Linked DNA regions of Homo sapiens: region 2 is linked to region 1. The links are chromatin contacts, found by Hi-C or POLR2A ChIA-PET in ENCODE. All regions are on one chromosome and are shown on one strand. Each heading gives the region's core, a stretch centred on a gene start or an enhancer-like site at or near the end of the contact. The rest is flanking DNA. Distances are from core to core; before and after follow the strand shown.

Evidence for each region. Hi-C counts contacts between places; a loop is a spot of excess contacts on that map. ChIA-PET counts read pairs that join two places held with the same protein, here RNA polymerase II (POLR2A). Pooled maps may share reads with other maps.
Region 2: a loop to region 1 is called in a pooled map, with 9 times the contacts of the local background. The contact joins two enhancer-like sites. A Hi-C loop is called at or near these places in 1 of 37 single-sample maps with no recorded cell type and 10 of 50 pooled maps. POLR2A ChIA-PET finds 5 or more read pairs at or near these places in 1 of 52 experiments (activated CD4-positive, alpha-beta memory T cell).

What each region holds. Positions count from the first base shown.
Region 1 is chr7:92,901,375-92,906,088 of GRCh38, reverse strand. All of the region lies in intron 1 of CDK6-AS1 (CDK6 antisense RNA 1), which reads right to left. Among named protein-coding and RNA genes, the nearest start is that of CDK6, 67 kb to the right of the region's middle. Within about 2 kb of position 1,633, at least 4 of the 41 ENCODE cell types and tissues checked have a DNase peak (open chromatin) inside an H3K27ac peak, as active enhancers do.
Region 2 is chr7:92,796,521-92,801,058 of GRCh38, reverse strand. All of the region lies in intron 2 of CDK6 (cyclin dependent kinase 6), which reads left to right. Among named protein-coding and RNA genes, the nearest start is that of CDK6-AS1, 38 kb to the left of the region's middle. RefSeq lists an enhancer at 3,104-3,173. Within about 2 kb of position 3,243, at least 5 of the 41 ENCODE cell types and tissues checked have a DNase peak (open chromatin) inside an H3K27ac peak, as active enhancers do.

The DNA of each region.
Region 1 (4,714 bases), core at 384-2,883:
GGGGATACAATTTGACATGAGATTTTGGTAGGGACACAGAGCCAAACTATATTACCCATTAACAATAGAATAGATAAATTGTAGTATATATGTATAATGGAATACAATTTAGCAATGAAGAAAACTATATCTATCTATAAAAACATTAATGAACCTCAAAGGTATAACATTTAGCAACAAAAGAGTATATACTATGTAATCTCATTCAAATAAAATTCAAAAACAGGCAACATTAATTTATAGTAATAGGAATCTGTGCCGTGGTTACCTTTGGAGGAAGTAACAACAGGGACAGGAGCACATAGTAGGCCTCTGTGGTGGTGTTAATGTTCAGTATCTTGCTTTGTGTCAAAATCAAGCTGTAAAATTAAATTTATGCCCTTACAAGTCCATAAATTAAATTTAAATTTAATAAGTGAAACAAAAGCTATATCGTTGCCTAAATCAACCAACCATAAAGTCATGAGTCATAAAAATTCCCAAATTACTTTTAATCCTATCATTCCTAACCCTAAAACAGTGAGGCCCTCCTGATAAAAAGACGCACTCTCATTACAGACAGTCCAATGCTCTTCCTGTGCCCAGCACATTATTAATAATTAATAACTAATATTTTAGTGCCAGACACCACACTGACTAAATAGTTATTGTGGATGAATATAGTTAGGGTGGATAATAGTGTGGACTAAATAGTTAGTGTGGATTAATGCAAATCATGCATTAATATATTGAAATCTCCCAATAACCCTTAGAGATGGCTATTATTAAGCTACTCTATAGATGAGAAAGTAAATTTTCACAAGGTCACTATATCAGTCAATATCTTTCATTACAATTAAAAGAGACCAACTTTCGTTTAAGCAAAAGGGAATGTGCTTAAAAGGGCATTGCAGAACTCCCAGAGTTGCCAGGACTGCCAATGTGAGGACTCTGTAGCCATGAACAATACCCCAGATCAAGTAATGGAGCTGGTCCAATGTGAAAACACTGTCTTATTGCCCAGCACTGGTGAGTGTGGCCCACTCTGCCACACTGCCAGACCTGGAGCCCAGACACGGGCACTGGCAAGTCTGCCACTGCTCTGTGGGAGCTTGCCATAACTTCTGCCACCAGCACGACCAGCAAGAATGACTCTCAGTTCCCACTGCAGCAACCAAGTGCTGAGCACATGTTTCATGCCCTAAGGCAAAAAGGAATATATGCACTTAAAAAATCCCAGGTTTGGAAGGTGGCAAGTGGGAATTTGAACCCAGCTGACTTGGTTCCAAAACCAAAGGCTCAAATTTTTGCGAGGCTGTCTACAAACGGGTGATGTTACTTTACCATTTAAAGGACCAAATGAGGCAAGCAAATCCAACAACAAGCAAACCCAACAACACTTCATGTCACTGTGTCACTATCAGAAAGATTCAAAAATGAATTGCTTGACTAATTTATAGACAGAACAAAACTATTTATATGACAAATAGGGCTGCTGGAAATCACCAAGTGCTTTAATAAAGGCAGACAGGGAGGACCCCATATGACAGCTCATCCGAGAACCAGAACTGCACCATGTGGGGCCATGTGGCTGCATGCTGACTCAGAAGAGGGGTGGGGAAGGAGGGCCGCTTCTGATTCACCAAGACCACATCCTGCCCCTCCTTCATTCTTTCCCCTGGAAGCTGCATATCAATCTTCTTAGTGAAATCTCCCCAAAGCATGGGGCTCAGGTATTTTCAGCAAACGTCTGTGAACCTAAGAGTCCCATTTTCCAGGAACATTTGGCCCTGCTTCTTTTCAATGGCATTTAGGTGTGAAGTTGACTATGACTAAGTGTGAAGCTGATAGTCTGCACATGAATACTCAGGGCTTGATTTGGGTTATTTAGTTTTCCCTGTGTTTTCTTGGGCACAAACCAATATCTAACATCATATATATATATATATATATATATATATATATATATATATATATATATATATATATATATATATATGTCCTTTAAAAAACTGGCTTTAGCTGGTTTAAATCAGAAAGAAAATTCTTAAACACACAATACCAGTTAGGTAACAACTTGGGAGAAATGTGTTCTTTCTGACAATCGTGTAAATACATATTCATTATCATCAAAGACTAAACAAGCATGTCATCCTGCTCTGATTCATCTTAGGAAAACATGTGGTAGGCAATTCAAAATCCTTCAAATAAAGAATAAAAAGAGGCAAGGTCAAGTTTTTTGTTAAAGGAAATTTAGTAAAATTAGTGTATTTGTGGACTTTTTAATTTTGTTTGCAGTTTTGAAGGTTGGGGTTTTTTGGGGTTTTTTACTTTTGTTTTGGGCTATCATTATTATTATTGGTTTCTATGAAGGCAGTAGTGGGAGTTAGGATTAGAAAGGTTGTGGTAGTCAATATATGGAGGACTTTGAAAGGTTAGGGATCTGATCTTTATTCTGTAGGGAGGGAGTAATTCATAAAGGTTTTTTATCTACTTTATTTTTACAATTTTTTAGCCAAATAGAACAAAGAGAAAAGTGTGGAAATTTTAAGTAAATTTAATTTTTTAAATCACACGTTATGCAATCACCATTCATGTCAAGAAATAGCTACCAGCACCTCAGGAAGTTCCCTTGTGGTATTTTTAAATTTAAAAAATTATCAACTATAACCAAATAGAGTGAAAACGTAAAACATGTATGTTCTGTTTAACATGTCATTGCCATCAAGGTCAAGAAGTCTAAGATCGAAAGCACCCCAGAAATCTCCTGAGTTTAACTTTGAAATCTCCTGAGTTTAACTTCGAAATCTCCTGAGTTTAACTTCCAAATCACAACTTTCTCCCTCCGCATCCACCATTCCCAAACCATAAGGTAATTGCTACCCAAATATTTGGAATAACCATTTCTTTGTTTTACTTTGTTTTTACCACCTAGGTATGCATTGCTAAATAAGATAGTTTAGTTTTGCCGTTTTTGAACTTTGTTCAGATACAATCATGCTTGATGTTTTCTTTGTTGTTTTGCTTCTTTACCCAACAGTATTTTTGAGGAGTCATCCATGCTGATTCTTGTAGTTCATAGTCAATTTCTTTATTATAAATAATCTGTTGCATGAATATATCACAAGTTATTTATCCATGCTATAGTTGTTAGACAGTTAGTGGTTTCCAGGCTGAGGCTATTACAAATAATGTTAAGGCATTGTCTGTGTGTATGTAAGGGAAAAAGAGAGAGAGGATTAAGATGTATCTAGTAGTACTATGCAAGCTGAACTCAGATAGGGAGGAAAGAATCACGGAATTTAGTTGGGAGACTCAACCATAACAATCAAACATATGAGCTTAGTGATTAAAAAAGAAAGTAAGAAAGGACAGATTCCTAGCAGGAGTTCCCATTAATCTGCATTTTTGCCTGCTTTTGATGCTATCCATAATTTTAAATGTTTGCTAAAATAATAAGGAAAAATTAGCTATTGCTTTACATTTCAGTTCCCTAATTAGTAGTGAATTTGAGCATTCTCTTGTATTTTTTCATCAGACTATGAAAATTTGTGTGTAAATTGCCTATGCATATCCTTTGCCCATTTTTCTATCAACTAATTCTTGTCTTTCTTGCTGATTTGGGGGAACTCAGTAACTTCTGAATATTAATCCTTTGTCTATTACCTATATTGTATAGATATTTTACTTGCATATTGCTTATCTCTGTTCACAGTGTCTTTTGCTGTATGTAAATTTTTAATTTGTATATATGATGACTTTTTTGAGGTGTTACCTTGGCTAGGCTACAATATCTAATTATTCAATTAAACATCTAGTCTTAGTTTTCTTGTGAAGGTAGTTTGCAGATATAATTAAAGCCCTTACTCAAGTGACCTTAAATAAGGGAGATTATCTTAAATAATCTGAGTAAACCCGATTAAATCAGTTGAAAAGCCTTAAAAGTGGGACCGAGGCTTCTCCCAAAGGAATATGAAGTTTCACACTATGATATTCCCTTTCTAAAGACCTTCTCTACTGATTTCAGACTTTCTTAGTAAGCCCCAACAATCACACAAGCCAATCCATATGTGTGTGTGTGTGTGTGTGTCTATCTGTATGTGTACACACACATCTCTATCTTTCTATACATGTATCTATCTATCTGCATCTATATCTGTCTATATATATGTGTATGTGTGTGTGTGTGTGTGTGTGTATTTAAATTTGAATTTGTATTTATAATTATTCTCCCTGCTGGTTCTGCTTCTCTGGTTGAACCCTGACTGATACAGTATAATATTTTTACATAGTCAATCTATCAATATTCTCATTTATAGCTGCTGGGTTTTGTGTCTTGCTGACTTAGTCTTCATATAAATATGTTTGTAAGTCATGATTATACAGAATTGGTAGTAATGGCTAAAGATTGAAAAGCCCCTTCACTCCTCTCTACTATTTCTTCCCCATCTAGAAGTAACCATTGTTAATAAGTTGGACTATATTTGTCAAGCCTATTTTTTATACAAAAAAATAGCCCGTGTGTGTGTGTGTGTGTGTGTGTGTGTGTGTGTGTAAAAGTCTACAAAGTGAGCTGGAAGAACACATCCCAACTTAATGACAATGATTACATGTAAATGAGAAAAAAGTGGTAGACAGAAGTGAAAAGGGACTTTCAGCATTTTGTACTTTTGATTGTCTAAATCTTAGATAATGAGAATCTATTTGTATTTAAGTGATTTTTATATTAAAAAAA
Region 2 (4,538 bases), core at 1,994-4,493, 110 kb after region 1:
TTCTTGCTTGTAAAGGTAAAACAGATTTGGAAGCTTTATAATGATTTTTAATCCATCATTTCGGAAGTTACTGGATATTGGACAAAATGATAAAGTGTTATTTTCTGGATGGAAAATTAAGTAGAGCCTTGATACTCACCAGGCTGAGGATACATCCCAAGAAATGAGGCTTGCTTCTATGGTGTCTCTGTTCTTAGGTTTCCTCAGAGTCCATTCTAGAACTTGGATAATGAGATTGCCTGAATCGAAGATGTTTTTGGGATGGGCCCAGAGATGCAAAGGATATCCAGCTACATATTAGATCTTATTCCCAGAATTAATGTTGCTACAGGGAATAGCAGTACATGGCATAGAACATGTTCATAAATAGTGCCTTAGATGACTTTTGGTTTAACAGAGGTTAATTGAGCCCCCCCTGAATGCAAGGCACCTACTATAGGGACTACACAGTGGGTCAGATTGTGTATTCCTTAATCTCTGCTTTAAGTGAGTTTATAACCTAGTGGGGAGAGAGAAAGTGTGTGTGTACCTGTGCCAATTACTGTAATACAAAGAATAAAGCTATCGTGACCATTCAGAGATACAGACACAATTCTAGGCCAGTTCAGAAGACAAAATTAAGTTTAATTTGCAGGAGCAAGAAAATGAGGCTCCAAACAAGAGAAGAACGATGTGAAAAGAAACAGACACATCGTATACATGGAGATGAATGACATCACGTATGGCAGACGAACCTGAGGTGCTGAGTTAACCACAGTGTGAGGAGAAGAGGAGGAATGGAGATAATGCCCAATCGATAGGGTCAGAATCATAGCAGAGGGTAAAGCGGCCTGAAATGGAATCTAGAGACAGGTGAACTGGTTAGGAGATTGACCATTCCCTGGAGAGAGAAAAAATAATGGTGGCCTAAATTAGGGTAGTGCCCTTGAAATGAGAGGAAGGTTTGCATATGAGAGATAGTTAAGTCCTAGAATTGGCCAATGTGGGTAGCTAGTTAGATGTGTAGGTGAACAGAGCTGTAGGGTCAACAAGATGAATTATGGTTTTATGCTTGAGTGAGAGGATAGTGATGGTGATGTCACTGTTAGAAATAGCATTCACAGCAGAAGGAGCAGGTTTGGAGGGACAATGATGAACTCAGTTTTGAACATGTTGAGTTACATGTGTTTTCAGGAAATAGCCAAGGCAGAGTTATAGTCAAAGTTCAGGAAATTGAGAGCTCCATCCAGATAGGAATCCGGAAAACCTGTGGCATTCTTAAAGGAGATGTATAGAAATCTTTTTTGAGCCCCACATTTGGAATATCACTTTTGCATATAATTTGTCCCACAATAAGGAGAAAATCACGAATGCCCCAGTGTGGTTACTGAGCACATGACTAGGCTGTCACCAGCTAAGTGACTTGTTCACCCATGCCAACCTTCACAGCACAGGCGGTTCAAAATTGCCTCTGACACAGTTGCTGTCTGTAGTAGATCTTCAGGGTCACTGGCAAATAGGACCCTGTATATTAAATAGATGAATGAGCAAGAAATCCTGTATTTTAAGTGAAAAAAAAAAAGACTATGGAAACTTGAGACTCTGCATTTAGGATTGAAGGAGAAAAAAGGGGGCAGAGAGAAAAGCAGACACAAGAGAAGTAGAGGGAGAAGTAAAAGAAAACTCTCAGGGAAGCCATGGGAGGGGAGAGTTTCGGGGAGGAGTAGGCATCTCATTCTGGTATCTGAGGTGCGTCCAAGAGGTGGAAGAGCCTAAAGACTGCATCCAGTAGTGGGGAATTACTGCTATCCATTTGAGAGACAGATCTCGCTGGAAGAGAAAGAGGGGAAACCTGGTAATAGATAACTAAGGAGTGAGAAAGTGTAGCACAAAGTGTAGAAACTGTAGCACAAAGTGTAGACTGTCATTCAGTAAATTGGGGGACATGGAATGTGGCTGGCAGAATGACAATCTGATAGAGATAGGCACAGTTAAACATTTTTGTTGTTATGAGGAAATAGGGAAGTGTATTAGAAGGAGCCAGGAGGGGAACACTTAAAGGGGAATTGAATGAAAGGGAATAAAAGCTGATGAATTGCAGATTTAGCATATTGTGGAGAGGCACAGTTCAGGAGGAATAGGGTTCGTCTTGAAGAGGAGGACACTTTCCTGTGAATCATGAGGGACAGAAGATCCATATAGAAGAAGACAATAGCTTTGATCTTCTATTACAAGAAAAGGACATTTGTGTGAAGCAGGGAGGAATTGGGAGCCCTAAGTAAAGGCTGAGGAAGTGTCTGGAGTTAGGAAGAGAGGGCAGGAGAAGGAAGAGCTAGATGTTGAAGAGGAGGAAGCAGAGGGATTGGCTGTCCTAAGAGGGACCCAAGCCTGTGGAAGACTTTAAAGTGGTCAGCACACTTGGGTTCCCTTAGCAACAGAGAGACTCTCCCTCATTCATCAATAAGAGTGGATTTATTCACTGATATGTAGACATTAAAAAATTGTTAGGGTGACATTTTATAAAAAGTAAGAACTCTCTTATATAGCAGATCTATAAAAATTAGTGTGCTAACTGGGCTTAGCAAAAGTTGGGCAAATCCTTCCTAAAACACAGTTAATATTTGTTGAATTCCTTTTTCATCAAAATGTTAACTTAGAGTTGAAATGCAAAAGAAGAGATTTGATAAAGCATTTTGACATTTGGCATTTTAAAGTAATTTCATTAGATCATCAAGCTATGAATTATTAAACATTATTCTACTGTAAACAGTTTTTTTCCATTATCTTTCTTTGAATTAGAAACAAGTTGCATGCCATTTGCCTAGAAGAAGATAAATGTATTATGCACTAAAATATACAAAGATTTTGGCACTGTTTTTTTTCTGCTTTTTATTCATTAATGCCTTTGTTTAGTCTTACATCAGATGAATTGGACAAATTTGGGCTTTGTATGGCTAAAGCCAGGAACAAAATTCTCTAACAGTGTTGACAAAATTCACTTGAAAAGTCAAGTCATCATTCAGGACGAGTCATTTTCAATTTAATTTCCACCCTAGCACACTTGAGAAAAGTAGAGTCATCTGTTATAGTGGCTCCCAGGATAGTGATTCCAGTAACTTCCAGAGGGGACAGTTTTGCTCACTGGAGCACCTCCAGTGTTAACACATCGAAGGTGTCCAAGATCCCGTTGTTGTCTGGCTGATTTTCCGTGGAGAGTGAGGAGGTGTTTGACAAGGCCCTGCAGGGGATTTCCCATCCCATGAGGCAATTCATAACCAAAACAATTCAGTATAAACCAAACTAACAATTAGCCTTTTCAAAAGTGCTCATCTGTGCTGCCCAAAGAGTTGATTTCTTTAGAAGTTCTTCTAACAAACCAGGGTAGTCCTGATCTTTATTCTTATAGGTTAAAAGTTGTAGGAGTTAAAGTCAAAATGCAGAAACATTATGCTACAGTGTGAAGAAAAGGTATGTCTGAGGGCCAGGGCCTTTTTAAGAGGCAGTCAGAACAATGGCTGGCTGCCCAAACATAGGGAGCCAATTCTGTGATGTGGTTGCCATGTTCCAGTATCCACCTGGCACTAAATGCCTAGAAGCCCAATTTCATTAGTATATATAGAGGGTTTGGGAGTCCAAGGTTGACAGACTCATCCCGACCTCACAAGAAAACTGAGGTTTGAACAAAAATGTTAATGCATTCTTTTCCAGTAAAAACTGTACATGTCAAGTATGCTTGCATCTGCCAGCCAAATCATTGTCTCCCTTGCATGCTTGTCTGTGGGAAAGCCAGGTTATAGTAGGATACTTGCATTGTGGACATGGAACCTGGAGAGGGGAGTTAGCTGATGAGATTAATGTCTGATAGCCTCAAGCTCTGGTGCCAGTTGCATCCATTTTGGCTGTAGGAGAGGAAGTTTCATTCACAAACTCTCACCTATGACAGGGTTGAGCCATGCTGCCAGTTGTGTCTTTCCAGAGTTTGCTTTTCTATAGATAACATACATACTTTTTGTAAAAGTACCGTTTAGTTGTCATCACAGCCTAGTCTGTTCGATGTGGGGTGGTCATAGTCTCTTGGGCCTTTTCTATTGGTAGATCATCCTCATCCCCACATTTTGGTTTTCCCTATTTCCATCTTAGAGTTTGTCCATCAGTTCAGTTCAGGGGATACCATGTTACCTGTCTCATGTCCTGCTTATGGATACTTTTCTGTCTGTTCATTGATATAACTTCTCTGACTAAAAGCTAACCTCCTGGAGATAAATTTTTGGCACATGACTTGATAGTGGTATTTAAAAAAAAGTTTAACTGGTATAAGTGGAATATTTTAAAGTGCCCTGTTTATTTACCTCTATGATTAAACAGTTACTAAAATATAAATTATAGACTTTGAGGGTTTTTTTTGAATTTTGATACAGAGATCATTTTCTTTTGAATAAAAAATAATGTGTTTACAGTTAAGGGGAAAATATCCTACTCTTACCAACTCAGTTTTCCCTTTCAATTGTAAAAGGGAAATAGACTGTATATCTTTACAATGTAGAAAAGAGATGTGGAAT